Regions from separate parts of the Homo sapiens genome. Here region 2 is linked to region 1. Evidence: read pairs that join two places in POLR2A ChIA-PET (ENCODE). Cell type or tissue: Panc1. All regions are shown on one strand. Links, peaks and the distances in the headings refer to the core of each region. The heading gives the core; the rest is flanking DNA. Region 1 has its middle 9.3 kb from the start of PRKD3-DT. Region 2 has its middle 15 kb from the start of GALM.

Region 1 (8,340 bases), core at 197-8,196:
TAAATAACATGCGCTGTCCTCTCGAAGAAGGACAGAGGAACAGTCCCCATAAACCCTGATTCCTTTCACAAACACTAATTATGCCCCTCAAACAAAATTCCTTTTATCCATTTAATAATTTATCATACTTTTGATCAGTTTTTCTCTGAGAGCTCTGAAAACCAAAAGTGTTCAAGGTCCAAAGAAATGAATCTCTAGTAAGAAATTTCAGTGCACTCAAGGAGATGAGAAGTAGAATCAAAGATGAAGAGAGTGGAGGTCACCTGGTGACCGTCAAGCCAGCCATCCAGAGGAAAAAACTCCTCGTCTGAGGAATTTAGAAGTAATTAGACTTCCCTGTTATCTAAAGCGGGCATCTGGTTCCAGGCTTCTTTCTCAAAAATTTATAAGTAACTAGAATTTCCATACATCTGCAGAATGTATGTATGTTGAAACTCATTGTGCAACACTTGCTGACATCAAGGCACCAAAATGCCTACAAATTTAACCATTTATCATGACCTATGTGGCTAATAGGGTCCAAATTACCATTAAACTCCCGCTTTAAGGTTCATAAACACGCCTAAGGGAAAATCCACCACAATTCCTCCCTTGCTGAGGTGCCCTGCTGCATTCTTTTGCAGCTTTCTTTCTATCTAGTAAAACTTTCCTTTTCAAACCTATACTGTTGTCAGTAAATTCTTCTCACCAATCTGCAAGTCAACCACCTTCCAATGCCGGAGCTCTGGCACCTAGCCCAGCAAAAGACAAAGACTCACACACAAAATTCATTCTTTACAGCTCACAGAATAGACAGCACTGATCTACACAGTACCTAAACTGCCTATGATGTGAAGTTACAAACAACTGATCGTTACAGGAAGCATCCATGCATATAATGTTTAAGTCTGTATATTTATAGAGGCATACATGTTGACATTTTATTCAAAAAATTTCATCTATGTTTAATTTTTCCATCTTGTGGGATCAGATAAGATAAAGCACCAATTTCATATATATATATATTTTTTTTTTTTTGAGACAGTTTCTTGCTCTGTCACCCAGGCTGTAGCATAGTGCTACACCCAGCACCCAGACTGCTGCACGATCTTGGCTCAGCGCAACCTCCGCCTCCAGGATTCAAGTGATTCTCACACATTAGCCTCTTGAGCAGCTGGGACTACAGGTGTGCGTGCAACACCACACCAAGCTAATTTTTGTATTTTTAGTAGAGACAGGGTTTCACCATGTTAGCCAGGCTGATCTCGATCTCCTAACTTCAAGCAATCCACCCACCTTGGCCTCCCAAAGTGCTGAAATTACAGGTATGAGCCACCGCACCCGGCCTTCTGCAACATATTAATGATAGAACATGAAAGGTAAAAAGCTGTTAGTTCAAGAATTTTTCATTCAGAGTTACTAAATTTTTATGGTGTAGGTTAAAAATATGATCAGAGATGTTAAGTGTGTCAATAATGTGTTTTTAAGACCTAATTCTATAAATAAGTATGATGAGAGATATTATTATTGTTATTATCCTCATTGTTAATGATAAAAAAGTTAAGGTACAAGGTTAAGTCATCTGTTCAAAGCCATGCAAAGCTGATTCATTTGCAGGCAGTGTACTTTTACTCTACCCTACAGGCTTTTATAGTTTCAGAGGAGAAAATTTAAGTAGCTATTAAAATCTAACTTTCAATAAGCTGAGGAAAGCTTTTACTGAAGTTAAAATCAGATACCATTGAAAGTATTTTATCTCTAGATTTTAAGTACAATATTCATTTTTGTATTTTTGTCTCCTTTAATCATATATCTAATATCATATCTATTAGTAGAAGGGGGAAAGGGAAATTTTTTTCAAAAAAATTAAATGCCAAAATGTAAACTAATATAACCTAAAGTCAAGACGAAGCCACTCAGTTGTCTTTTGCTCTGGGGTCATTTGTGGATTTTCTGCAGTGTTATATTCTACTTATCCATGTTTTAAAGATATGAAATTGTGATATTTTCCTACTGATCAGGCTACACAGACTGTTATCAGACAACTGAAAAAGCATCCTTTCTCTCAATCTTATAATGTTAATTGTGCTTGTTAATTAGTCTCTTTCTGGCTTTTCATGAAAGAACAGTCATTCTAAGAGTAATTTTCAAGTCTTACCAAACAAACAACACGAAAAAGTTTGCTTTTAAGACTCAGCTTAGGCCCATCAGTGTCAAGTAAGAGGAAGAAAGGCTCTAAAACCTCTTTCCACAGGGTCCAAAATAGAACATTAATTAAGCAAATAAAAATGACACATTCACAGAAAATAGCAACAGTTATTTAAAAAACAAGTTGGCTATGCCACACATAGCTATTAACAATAATAACAGTAGAAAGTTGCAACGTAACACCATAACTCAAATTCGGCCCTAAAACTACATATGCTCCTATAAATATCTAACTTTTGCTTAAATTTAGAATGAATTTATGCTGTTCGTTTTATTTTTATACGTGAAAACATTCACAAAGTATTTTGAATGTTTTAGTAATACTTAGTACAGATTGTGATCATAAAAAATCCTTTCAACACTACGGTTCACATATATGCTATTGTTCAGATTATAGTAAATTAGATGAACTAATCCATCCTCAATTTTAATGTTTGGGAAAGCATTTCAACAGAGCTCATGATTAGTAGCACCAGGCCAAGAGTATATCTAAATTTCCCTAAAAAAGAAGATTAAATTACTTAGCATAGAATTTTAGTAAGACTAATCCCCTTCTGTTACTGCCCAAACCTTGATCTTTTATGGTCTTCCCTCAGTAAATCACATACCTATTATGCAGAACACTAAAGTTTGAATTTACAGCTCTGTGAGAAAGGAAAAGAGATTAATTGCCTTTTATAATATCTTTGTTTCGTCCTCCAAAAAATTTCCTTCTAACAGTGTTAGATCTGTATTACAATCAGGAAGAAGCACAGTAGTAATTTTAGAAAGGGGACCAAAAGGAAATTTCATAAGCAAAAAGGAGGGGCCATAAGAGAACTGTACATCTTCATTCCACTCTGAGGCAAAATGGTCTTCTCTTGATTCTATTCTTTGATTAGAGAAAATGACCATCAATTAGAGAAACAAACTAATGTCTCAGACAGGAAATAAATGACATTAAAGACAAAGCCATAGGCCAGGCATGGTGGCTTACACCTGTAATCCCAGAACTTTGGGAGACCGAGGCAGGCGGATCATTTGAGGTCAGGAGTTCAAGACCAGCGTGGCTAAAATGGTGAGACCCCCGTCTCTTCCAAAAATATAAAAATTAGCCGGGTGTAATGGCGCATGCCTATAATCCCATCTACTCAGGAGGCTGAGGCAGGAGAATCATTTGAACCTGGGAGACGGAGGCTGTAGTGAGCGAAGATCGTGCCACTGCATTCTAGCCTGGGCTACAGAGCGAGACTCCATCTCAAAAAAAAAAAAAAGATTGAGCCATAGATAAAGAATGCAGTAACAATTATTATTCAGGATTTTTTTTTTTTTTTTGAGACGGAGTTTCGCTCTTGTTGCCCAGGCTGGAGTACAATGGCACAATCTCAGCTCACCACAACCTCCGCCTCCCAGGTTCCAGCGATTCTTCTGCCTCAGCCTCCCGAGTAGCTAGGATTACAGGCATGCGCCACCACACCCAGCTAATTTTGTATTTTTAGTAGAGATGGGGTTTCTCCATGTTGGTCAGGCTGGTCTCGAACTCCTGACCTCAGATGATCCTCTGTCTCGGCCTCCCAAAGTGCTGGGATTATAGGTGTGAGCCACTGTGCCTGGCCTATTCGTGATTTTTAGAGACTGAAAATATGAGGGAAACCTGGTAAAGTGGATAGACAATAGCCTAATTATAAAACTTCTCTGTGTGCTACAATTACATGTTAATCTTTATTCAATTATGCAGATAGCTACAGAATACTATTATTTTATAGTACACACATGCACACATCTTTAGCATATCCTTTGCAGGTGTAAAAAAATTATGATAATATAATCCTTAAATGGCAGGCACCTGGTAGTATAGTAAGTTCTTGAAAAATGTTGTGTCTAAAAACACATACCTTATGATTATAAAACCTAGTGCCTGCCACAAATATGGAGAAATATTTGATTCATTACAGTATGTAATGTACAGCCTAACCAGTAGGCTAACGACAAGCAGACAATGATCTTCCCTTGACCCTGATATCTCCTTTAATTATTACTCTTTCCCTTCACTTCCATTTTTTAATGTAATCTACACCATTAGTTCCCAAATGCCAGTTCCATATTAATGCCTGTCCATGATTATGCTTGCTCAGTTTGTTGCAAAAGGAGAACATTTTTTAAAATGTTGTTAATAAGGCAATTATATTTAATCAAAGTCTGATCTTTGATCTTACATTCTTCCTCCATATTTGGGAATAATCAGTTGTAGGTTCTTGGGTTTGTCTTTTATTGTCTTGCTCTCTTGTTGTTTCATTGTGGTAAAATACATACAACATAAAATTTGCCATCTTAACATTAAATACATTCAGTTCATTAAACACATTTACATTTTTCTGCAACCATCACTACAATCCACCTCTAGAATTATTTTCATGTTGCAAAACTGAAACTGCACCCATTAAACAATACCTCTACATTCTCTCTTCCCCCCAGCCTCTAGCAACCACCATTCTTCTTTCTGTCTCTGTGAATTTGACTATTCTAAGGACATACCTCACATAAGTGGAATTATACAGTATTTGTCTTTCTGAAACTGTCTTATTTCACTTAACATAATGTCTTGAAGGTTCACCCATGGTATAGCATGTCTCAGAATTTCCTTCCTTTTTAAGGCTGAATAATATTCTGTTTTATGTGTATACCACATTTTGCTTATCCACCCATCTGTTGATGGACACTTGGGTTGCTTCCACCTTTTGGCTATTCCTAATAATGCTTCTATGGAGATTTGTGTATAAATATCTCTTCAAGACCCTGCCTTCGATTCTTTTAGATATACACCCAGAAGTAGAATTGCCGAATCATATGGTAACCTTACTTTGAATTTTTTGAGGAATCACCATAGCAGCTGCACCATTTCACATTCCCACCAACAGTGCCTAAGAGTTTCAATCTCCCTACATCTTTGCTAACACCTGTTGTTTTCTGTCTTTTTTTCACAGTAGCTATCCTTATGAATGTGAGGAGATATCTCACTGTGGTTTTGATTTGCATTTCCCTAATGATTAGTGATGCTGAAGTGTTGCTTTGCTTCAGTGTTCTTAATTGGTAAAACAAGAAGTTGGCAACTTGCTTAGTCTCCATTTTTAAACAAATTTATGGGTTATTGATATCTGAAAATCTGAAAATCACCAGCGTACTCTCTATGTCCTCTTCTCATCTAAAAATTACCCCATCAATTCACTGCAGTCTGGCTTTGGCCCTCAATCTTCTCCTGACTTCTCTCATCAGAATTAACAAACTAACTTGTAATTGCCAAATAGAACGGACCTTCTTCAGTCTGTATGTAATTAGTGGAAAGTGCAGAGTCTCTGGGGCCAAACCTAAAGTCCCGCTTCCTTCAGCGGAGTAGGATCTCAACAAATGTAATTCCTGCTCCTGGACTTCCCTAAGGGAAATTTCATCCCTTCCCATAGTTTCATTCTCTACCCTATGCAATGATTCCCAAACCTCTAACACTCAACCATGTCAGTGGAGCATTAATACTGTTCAAGGCACTCTGCAATGGATATATGGATAAATTAACTATGGCTTCGGCGCTCCAGAAGCATGTGGTTTAGTAAGATAAATAGTTGCGCAATACAGTGTCACAGGTGCTATGAAGGAACATGCCAGGAGCACAAAGAAAGGAATAATGATTCCCATATGACCTGGAGTGGACAGGGAAGGTCTTACAGAGGAGAAACTTGAAGTGAATGAATATTGGAAGTACTTATCAGGTAGCAGAGGGGAGACAGCTATCACCACATGTATCAATTCTTAAAATTAACAGAAGAGAATATTTGAGGTAGGAAACCTTAGAACATCATTTCAGTGGACCAGGTGAGGGCTATTTAAGGCCTGAACTAGGAGACAGTGGAAAAGAAGAAAAGAGATACCATACAAGAAACATAATGGTATGAAATTGATGGGACTTGGTCACCAATTAGATCTAGAGAACAAGGGAAAAGAGTTTAGGCTGACTTAGTGGGTTCTGTCTTGGATAAATAGACGGTGGTACCATGCACTAAGATTGGAAATATAGGAAGAGGAACAGGTTACAAGGAAAAGATGAGTTCAATTAGGGACACTTGGAATTTGTGGTCTTTCTGTGGGACACTCAGGTGCTTATAGAAAGATCAAGGAGAGAGATGCAGATCTGTAAGACAGACATCGAAGCCCTATGTAGCAGATGCATTAGGTGCCCTGCCAGTATCCCTCCATACTCACCATTCCCATGCATGCCCTTTCAGGGGCTTCCAACAGCAAGCATCTGGGAGTCTTTGCCTGAGGGCTCCCGGCAGAACCCACTGGGTGGGCCTGCCAACTCCGAGACTAATGGTGTTAACAGGGAGTGTCTGCTAATAGATTTCTTTTTGGAGGTTATGAAGATGTTCTGAAATTACATAGTGGAGATGTGGCACAACTTTGTGAATACACTAAAAACCCAGCCAATTCTACACTTTTAGAAGGTGAATTTTAGTGCTTACTTCGACAGCACATATATTACAATTGGAATGATATAGAGAAGACTAGCCTGGCCCCTGTGCAAGGATGACATGCAAATTTGTGAAGTGTTCCATATTAAAATTATAAAAAATAAAATAATAAATAATAAATAAAAGGTGAATTGTATAGTTTTTGATTTATGTCTCCACTTGTAACAATTGTGTGAGAAAAAATACATACGCTATGGCTCAGCCCAACTGAAGTATTTCGTCCACAAGTACGCCCAATGTCTTCACATCTGTGTGCCTTTGCTTGCTCTATTGCTTCCACCTAGAATTTCGAATTTCTCTTTTCTCCCACTCCTCTCCCCCATGTTTCCTAATCCTATTCTTTCTTCCAGGCCCAGCAAAAGTCCTCCTTTTCTGTTCAGTCTTCCCCAGGTCAGGGATTTATCTTGTACTTCCCTGACATCTTCTAACCCTTTATTTTGTTTCCTGCTTTTTTTTCTTTTTTAACTCTCTTCTCCGTATTATAGATTTTCACATAGCTTAGCTAATAAATTTCAGATTCCTGAGAACAGGAGGTGTTTTACCTATAGATCCTATCAAATGTCTTGCACATGGTAGCCTCTCAAAAATGTTTAGTGAATCAATACATCAAGGACTATAAAATCTCGAGGGGAGTCTAGGAAAAAAACCAAGCAACCTAATTAAAATCAATTCACCTTCAGCTAAATTAGCCATCATCATTTAAAGAACATTAAAGGAAACAATTTAAAATCTAGGGGAATATGGTCAGAATTCTTTCTGGAAATACTTAAGGTTTTGAAATTTGAGGTGTCATGATAAGAGTACAAATTATAGTAAAATGTTCAGGTCATTATATTCTGAGTAACTATATTAAAAATAAACAAATATAAATCTATTTAGTGATTTTACCCTTACTATAGAATACTTCAAGCTGTTAGTACAGAAAATGCCATAGTGACAGCTTCTGGTCACTTGAGGACCTGTGCAGTAAGATCTTCCTCTGATGATGTAAAGAGGAACTCATTCTATGACCATAGAAATTCCTGTTCCTTTTCAGTTCTTTATTATCTTTCTAAATTTCCCTCCATAGAATCAAGCTTAGCAACTTTTCTTTCTCTGTGCTGCCAAAGGACAGGAGGAGATACAGAGATGTGAAAAGCTCTAATTCTTTAGCATGAATAACAATATTAATAGTTAACCCTTATTGACCATTCTCTGTGTGCCAGGCTTTTTAAAAAGTGTTTTTCATGTATTATCTCATTTAATCCTTATAATAATTCATGGAAGAAGAATTATTATCATCGTAGTTAACTGACGACAAAGAGACTGAGGCACATAGAGGCTAATTTGCCCCTGGTCACACAGCTTGTTAAATGGTGGAATCCTGGTGTATAACCAGGCAGATGATATTATGTGCATAATAACATTACATTTATTTATTTATTCATTTATTTATTTCTCACAACAGCACTGTGAGGTAATTACTCCCCCCTCATTTTACATGTAAGGGAATCAATTTTTAGTGAGATTAAGTAGCTCAAAACTACTAAATGGTAGAGCCCAGATTGTACTCTGTCTTTGAAATCACATCCCAACCCTTTTCTTCTAACTGATTCCTCTGGGCTGGTGTAGTTTGCACGCTCCAGGAAAGGAGTCCCAACTCCTCTGTTTTGGT
Region 2 (8,340 bases), core at 20-8,019, 1.3 Mb before region 1:
AATTAATGGGAGAGCTCTGCAGTGTATCCCTGTAGTTCCAGGAAAGCCTCTCTATGGATGACTTCAGCCTCTGCTCAAAGTAGAAGCTTGGCCAGCAAATTCCACTTGGAGTTCTACAGCTCTTTGAGCCTCAGTCATGTCCCTTGATTTTGTGCCATCTCTTAGCAAATTCTTCCTTACAGGTGGGGGAGACACTCATTGACCAGATTAACTTTGTTCTGAATGGGGTCGTAGCAGAGGCAGTTCCTGTCAAGAAATGCCACATTTTTGAAAAAAACAAAACAAAAACAAACTGAGAATGAAGCCCTTTTGAATGGTTTCAAGTATGCCAGTAGGTACACCAAGACGAGTGGTGCTGTGGTTTGAATGTATCCCCTCTAAAATTCATGTTGAAACTTAATCCCCATTGTGGTAGTATTAAGAAGTGAGGTCTTTTGGGAAGTGATGACGTCATGAAGGTTCTGCCCTCATGAATGGATTAGTGGCTTATAAGAGGCTGGAGAGAACCAGCTTAGATGCTTTTGCCCTTCCTTCCCTCCCACTACGTGAGGACACAGCCTTCAAGGCACCATCTTAGAAGGAGAGACCTGGCCCTAACCAGGCACCAAGCCCTCCGGCACCTTCATCTTCGACTTCCCAGCGTCCAGGACTGTGAGAAATCAATTTCTGCTGTTGATAAATTATCCAGTCTCAGGTAGTTTTGTTACAGCAGTACAAACGGACTAAGATAGGTGGCATTGATTGATGAAACTGTGTGGCTTCTCCAGAAGGAGAGAGAGAGAGGGAAAGGCAAGGAGGGGAGATGGCGTTTAACCACACACTGGGACAGAAGTATGGCTGTGACCTCGGGGCAAGAGGGAAGTCTTTTCAGCAGAGCCTTTTCCTGGGCTCCTGGGGCACGTGCAAGTGGAAATGGCTGAGTAAGTTTATTTCAGCAACTGTGCGGCCCTAGGAAAAGCTGAACTACTGATAAAAAGCCGAGAGGAACTAGAGCAAAGAATCTAGCCAGATAGGACGGCTCTGGCAGACCTCATGTGGCCAGGCAGACCCCATATGGCCAGGCTTACAAGACAGGGTCCCTCCACAGTCAGGGCTGGCGGTGAGTCCATTAGATGGCCAGCAAGTGTGTTCCGCCCTGTTCTAGAGCAGAGGCCCTGTGCTCCGTGGTCTGTTGGAACAGCCCACTGGGTGCAGTGTGGACTGTAGTCAGAAGGTCAGAGGCCCGCAGGCTAATCCAGCCCTGCCTTGGGCAGGCTTGAACAGAGAAATGTAAGCGTCGCTTCTGTGTCTCTTCAAAAGGCTAACATTGAATCTAGGTGAGAGAATTGCAGTGGAATTGGCAGTTTCTTCTGAGTTTAACCACATTCTATAAAGATGTGTGGTTATGCAAGGGCCAGGCGAGGTCAGGAGAGGGCAAATGTGACAAGCTCCTGGGCAGTGTTTTTTTCTGACACCAGCTCTGACACCCAATCACACCAACCAAATCTATGACACCAATTGGGTGTCCCATAATTCAATTTTGACATGGCCTATCTGGAGTTAGTGTCAGATCCCACAAGTTAAAGGGCTCAGTCTCACAAGACTGCCCCTGTCTTCAGATACCAGCTGCAAATAGGGTGCCCAGGCTACCCACACTTCTGCCCAGACCACTACAAATGTGAGGGTTTCCATGACCTCCTTTCAGGTTTGCTAATTCACTAGGATGACTCACAGAACTCAGAAAAATACCTTACATGTGCTCACTGGTTTCTTATAAAGGCTAAAACTCAGGGGAAGCCAAATGAAAAAGATGCACAGGGCAAGATATGGGGGTGGGGTGGCGCAGAGCTTCCGTGCCCTCTCTTGTGCCCCATCTTTCCAGCACATCAATATGTTTACCAACCCAGAAACTCACCGAACCTATTGGTTAGGGGTTTTTGTGGAGGTTTCATTACCTAGGCAAGATTAATCAAGTCTTTGTGTTTGATAATGAAACTCAACCTTTAATCCCTCCTCACCCGCTAGGGAAGTGGGGCTGACAGTTCTCATCCTCAAATCTCTTGGTTGGTTTTTCTGGCAACCAGCTTCCATCCTGAAGCTATCTAGGGCCCCTCAATCTTGAGTCATCTCATTAGCATATAAAAAAACCCCTTATAACTCAGGCGATTCCAAGGGACAAGACTATATATATATTAGAGATAGTGTCTATGTTGCTCAGGCTGGAGTGCAGTAACACCATCATAGCTCACTGTAGCCTTGACCTCCTGGGTTCAAGCGATCCTCCTACCTTAGCCTCCCAAGTAGTTGAGACTACAGATTCATGCCACCACACTCAGCTAATTCTTAAAAAAAATTTTGTAGGCCAGTCATGGTGGCTTACGCTTGTAATCCCAGCACTTTGGGAGGCCGAGGTGAGAGGATCGCTTAAGCTCAGGAGTTTGAGACCAGCTGAGCAACATAAGACCTTGTCTCTACTTAAAAAAAAAAAAAAAAAAAAATTAGCCAGACATAGTGGTGCATGCCTATAGTCCTGGCTACTCTGGAGGCTGAGACAGGAGGATCACTTGAGCCTAGGAGATCCAGGCTACAGTGAGCTGTGATTGCACCACTGCACTCAGCCTGGGTAACAGAGGGAAAGCCTGTCTCAAAAAAAGAAAACAAAAAAATGGTTGTTCATAGAGATGGAGTCTCACTGTTTTGCCCAGGCTGGTCTTGAACTCCTGGGCTCAAGTGATCTTCCTGCTTCAGCCTCCCAAAGTGCTGGAGCTGCAGGTGTGAGCCACTATACCTGGCCAATTTAAAGATCTTAGTTGGCTTTTATTTACAGTTCTAGAATCGAGCAATACCTCATTCCATAAAATATGATGAGTGTTCCGATAAGCTGAGCAGAGGAGGTTGGCTTTAGAAACGAGAAGTGGGGAGAGAAGCAGAAACAGAAAATGAAAAGTGGATTGGTGGTTTCAAATTTCCTTTCCTTGTAAAGGTTAAAGTAGAGAAGATTTTCTTATCATATCAGCTCAAATAGCTTGGGTACTGGGCTATTATCTCACTCTCAATTTCTGGGAAGGTCAGATAAACAATTTATTTTCAACTTGGTGGGGTGGAGCTTCAGTGTGAGTGACTATTTTGGTTTGGTCTGTCAGGCCTAGTGCAGGAGCTCAGTTCAAACCAATGGCCTCCTCTAAATTGTATTTAATAACAGTAAGTCTAAGGAGGGACCTGGCCTCTATTTTTTTTTTTTTTTTTTTGAGACAGAGTCTTGCTCCATCGCCTAGGCTGGAGTGCAGTGGCGTGATCTTGTCTCACTACAACCTCTGCCTCCCGGGTTCAAGAGATTCTCATGCTTCAGCCTCCCTGGTAGCTGGCACCACAGGTGTGTGCCACCATGCCAGGCTAATTTTTGTATTTTTGGTAGAGAAGGGGTTTTGCCATGTTGCCCAGGCTGGTCTCAGACTCCTGACCTCAAGTGATCCACCCGCCTTGGCCTTCCAAAGTGCTGGGATTACAGGCGTGAGTCACTGCACCTGGCCCTGGCCTCTTTTTCTTTTTCTTTTTTTTTTTTTTAAGACAGAGTTGTGCTCTCGTTGCCCAGGCTGGAGTGCAGTGGCACAATCTCGGCTCACCGCAACCTCCGCCTCCCGGGTTCAAGTGATTCTCGTGCTTCAGCCTCCCTAGTAGCTGGCACCACAGGTGTGTGCCACCATGCCAGGCTAATTTTTGTATTTTTGGTAGAGATGGGGTTGTGCCATGTTGCCCAGGCTGGTCTGGGACTCCTGACCTCAAGTGATCCACCTGCATTGGCCTTCCAAAGTGCTGGGATTACAGGCGTGAGCCACTGCACCTGGCCCTGGCCTCTATTTTTTTTTTTTTTTTTTTTGAGATGGAGTTTTGCTCTTGTCGCCCAGGCTGGAGTGCAGTGGCGCAATCTCGGCTCACCGCAACCTCCGCCTGCCGGGTTCGAGTGATTCTCCTGTCTCAGCCTTCCGAGTAGCTGGGATTACAGGCATGCACCACCATGGTCGGCTAATTTTGTATTTTTAGTAGAGATGGGGTTTCTCCATGTTGGTCAGGCTAGTCTCAAACTCCCGACCTCAGGTGATCCACCCGCCTCGGCCTCCCAAAGTGCTGGGATTACAGGCGTGAGCCACTGTGCCCAGCCCCTGGCCTCTATTTTTAATAAACTCTCTAAATGATTACCACGCTCACTGAAGTTTGAAAACAAAGGGGTATACATTTTTTTGAGTCCCTCACCCCCAGCACCACTCCTTCCCATGAAGCCTATTCAGTCATGCTCTGAAGGAAGAGCCCCATTTGACTCAGGTTGGCCTTCTTCCTTAAGGGCCAGGCAGAAGGATGGCTGAGTACAGAGGATGGCTTGGCGGAGCGCATCTACTTTAGGATCCTGGAGATTCTGCCGCAGGTTGGAATCAGATTCTCAGGAAAAGGAATCAGAATTCACATTGGTTAGTGTCTGCTGTATCAAGCAATGTGCATGCTATGCATTTTTATGTGGTTTAATCTGTGAGGGAGGTATAACCACTGTCATTTCATAGCTGAGAAAATTGAGACTCAAAGAGGACTGGGGCCAAAGAGTCACACTGGTATTCAAATTCAGGCCTGCCTGGCTCCAATGTCTACCCCCAAATAGTATGTAATGGGCAGGGAACATGTTGAGCTTGTGTGACTTGGCTGTGAGCTTGAGCTGCTGCAGCCACAGTGTAGTGCTCTTCGCTCCATCATCACTGCGTCTGGAACAGTGGGAAGGACAGGACAGCTCTGTGCTGCCAAATAGGAGCACCATCAGCTCCCAGATGCTGCTTCCTGAAGCACTACTTTCTCAAAGCCTCCCTGGGGAATCAGCAGTCCTGCTGAATGTGTCCCTGTCTCTCTGTAGATTATGCTGCTCTCAGATCCCTGAGGTAGAGCCTGGCCAAAGGTTCTGGAGATTGTTGGAACCTCCACATCTAATGCTGAATCTAGCTTGGTTGATGCCAATTTGACCTTCTTCTGATGTGGTGAATGTCCCCTGGACGGCTCTGTGGTCCTAAGTCCTGTCTGCAAGGCCAGGGAGGGCTGGGTAGGAGAACAGCCCTTCTGTTCAGGGCTGGTATAGAGGGAGATGGGCTGAAATAGAAAAGGCGTCACTTAGGGCTTTCTGAGTAAGGCAAATCCAAATCCAACAGCAACAGTGGGAAAATAAATAGAAGGAATATAAAAATCAGCAGCCAGAACTTTGACAGTAGGTCAGAATAGAGTGGAATAGGTGATGGGAGGTGATTTAGGGATGAGTCTGTGAGGCCACAGCTTGGCCAACACACATGGAGCGTGTCACAGGGCAAGAATAGGAACTTGGAGGAAGTATGTGCACCTGGCCAAACTGTGCTGTACTTCCATGAGTTTGTTTATTCATCCAAGGTGGAGTCGCAGTGTGACATGACATTGATGGAAGGGACAGGACAGGAAGGCGGCGGTGTTGTTGGGAGAAATTAGCCAAGTGATCACCAGGGTGTAAATTCACCTTTTAGTCCAGGGTCTGGTCCTCAGCCTTTCAGGCAGGAAACTCGGTATTGTCAGTGCCCCAGGATTCGTCCTGCTTAGAGACTAACCCCAGCTACATTTTTAAGGACTGGTATATAAGATAAAAGCCTATTCTATCTATTTAAAAGAGATTATCCTCTTCCAGGGCCTGGAATGTTCTAATCTCCCTTTCCTAGTATGGAAGAACTGGTGATGATGAATTAGATGAATTAACAATCAACGGCCGGCTAGGCGTGGTGGCTCATGCCTGTAATCCCAGCACCTTGGGAGGCTGAGGAAGGGTGGATCACCTGAGGTCAGGAGTTCCAGACCAGCCCGGACAACACGGTGAAACCCTGTCTCTAATGAAAATACAAAAATTACCTGGGCATGGTGGTGGGCGCCTGTAATCCCAGCTATTTGGGTGGCTGAGGCAGGAGAATCCCTTGAGCCCGGGAGGCAGAGGTTGCAGTGAGCAGAGATCATGCCACTGCGTGACAGAGCGAGATTCCATCTCAAAAACAAAAACAAACAAACAAAAAAAACAAGGGCCATTTTATGAGCATGAGTTGCTGCAAAGAGCTGGCTAGGAAATGTACGTGCCCAAGGAAAGGTCCATGCTTCACAAGAGGGAGTTCATCTCTGATGACGAACTGCTGATGCGCCTCAGATTCAGTGTCTTCCCTGGACAGTGCTGGATATTATCAACCAATGTTTGTATCTTCAACTCTTCTTTTTCTATGCCTCTGTATCAGAGTTGCACAATTTTTTTTTCTTTTTTCTTGAGTTGGAGTCTCGCTCTGTCTCCCAGGCTGGAATGCAGTGGTGCGATCTCAGCTCACCGAAAACTCTGCCCCCCATGTTCAAGCGATTCTCTTGCTTCAGCTTCCCCTGTAGCTGGGATTACAGGTACGCAACACCATGCCCAGCTAATTTTTGTATTTTTAGTAGAGACGTGGTTTCACCATGTTGTCCAGGCTGGTCTCAAACTTCTGACCTCAAATGATCTTCCTGCCTTGGCCTCCCCAAGAGAGTTGCATAATTTAACTTGTGCTCCAACTTTGTTGTGCAGATGAAATGGGTTTTCCTATCAGTTTGTCCATAGCTGCTCTGGTCTTCTATTAAGCCACCACTCACTTGGTTAGTTGTTGTTGGTGGTGGTGAAGATGATTGAAATGTCCAGTCTGGTTTAAAGCATGGTAATGCTGATCATTGACATAATTCCTTTAGCTATGTTCAGTTTCTCTTGGATGAATTATCTCAATAATCTCCCGGTCTTCCTGCTTCTTCTCCTAACGTGGTGAACAGATGTATGGAGAAGAGAGACTAGTATGGCTTATGAGTCTTCACCACAGCAGGAAGAGCCACGGGCCCCTTCTGGGTCCCCCGCCTTCTCTCTCCTTTGTCCACCTGTTTTCTGTGTGCTCTGCTGGTCTGAAGCTGCAGCCTGTAGCAGTTAGCATGTGGTCGTGAACTGAAGGTCCTGCAGGTCCGGCACTGGTCCCGTGGTCCTGCACAGCCTTGGCAATGCATCTTGGGAACACTGGCCCCTTTTCCATTACAGACTTGACTTGCCCTCAGCTCTGACTGTGAACACTGAGCCTCTGCTTTGTCCCCCACTTGTCGCCTGCCCTGGTTGTGAAACCTGCCCAATTGTCCCATACAACTAATGTTTAGAGTTTCTTCTGAATAAACATATGAATTAATCCTCTTAGTCTTAAAACTTGAGTAAGTTCCATTTGTCTTATCTGAGTTCCATTCTCAGGAAACCAACCGTCATGCCTCCCAGATAGTATCAGGAAGCTGAAACTTACCAGGTTGCTGCATCAGGACAGTGAGATGCCAGACACCTCACCCATCATGATTGCCTAACTCACCACCTGCTTCCTGTTGACCAACTCCTCTTCCTCACCCCTCTCTATTCCTGTTTTCCTGCATGTAGTTTCATTTCTTCCTTGCTGTATAAACCCCTGATTTTAGTTGATCAGGGAGATGGATTTGAGACTGATCTCCCAATTCCTTGGCTGTAGCCCCCGATTAAAGCCTTCTTCCCTGGCAATACTCACTGCCCCAGTGATTGGGTTTCTGTGTGGTGAACAGTAGGACCTAGAACAAAGCCCTGGTGTTGTAGTAAGAGTGGCCTGCTGCAGCCTATGCAGTGGGGTCTTCTCTTGGTTCAAACTCGTGTCCTCTATCATTAGTTAATACCATAATCGTCTCCGAATAGCCTCTCTACCTATGGCCTCCTCCAGTCTCTTTCTCACAGCTGCAGAGCATCTTTCTAAAATGCCCATATGATCATAAAAAACCCTTAAGAGTTTCCACTTTTCTTTTCTTTTTTTTTTTTTTTTTTTTGAGACAGAGTCTTGCTCTGTTGCCTAGGCTGGTGTGCAGTGGCGTGATCTTGGCTAACTGCAACCTCTGCCTCCCGGACTCAAGTGATTCTCCTGCCTCAGCCTCCCGAGCAGCTGGGATTACAGGCGCCAGCCATCACGCCCAGCTAATTTTTGTATTTTTAGTAGAGATGGGGTTTCACCACGTTGGCCATGCTGGTCTTGAACTCCTGACCTCAAGTGTTCCACCCGCCTCGGCCTCCCAAAGTGCTGGGATTACAGGCATGAGCCACCGTGCCCAACCTCAATTTTCTATAGGATAAACTTTCAGCTGCTTAGTCTGGTTTAAATAAGACCTTAAGCAATTTGGCCTTCGTTTACTTTCCAGCCTCATCTCTATTTTTCCTGCCTCACGTGGACATCTAACATAATACACCCTTTTAGGACCCCATGTGCTATTTTTTCTGCCTTAAATTTTCTTTTTTTCTCATTATTTAAGGCCTAGCTCAAA

Evidence for each region. Peaks named below come from ENCODE experiments on the same cell type or tissue, not always from the same donor. Only the 100,000 strongest peaks of a DNase experiment are listed, where the experiment ranks them.
Region 2: POLR2A ChIA-PET joins it to region 1 with 10 read pairs; 2 of 35 experiments call an interaction of 5 or more read pairs at or near these places.

Annotation. Positions count from the first base shown.
Region 1 is chr2:37,330,206-37,338,545 of GRCh38, reverse strand. It overlaps the pseudogene RNU6-939P. Among named protein-coding and RNA genes, the nearest start is that of PRKD3-DT, 9.3 kb to the right of the region's middle. In Panc1, for the core only: no CTCF peak of the experiment used is centred there; no DNase peak of the experiment used is centred there.
Region 2 is chr2:38,647,274-38,655,613 of GRCh38, reverse strand. No RefSeq gene overlaps it. Among named protein-coding and RNA genes, the nearest start is that of GALM, 15 kb to the left of the region's middle. RefSeq lists a cis regulatory region at 798-1,471. In Panc1, for the core only: no CTCF peak of the experiment used is centred there; no DNase peak of the experiment used is centred there; H3K27ac peaks cover 2,361 bases.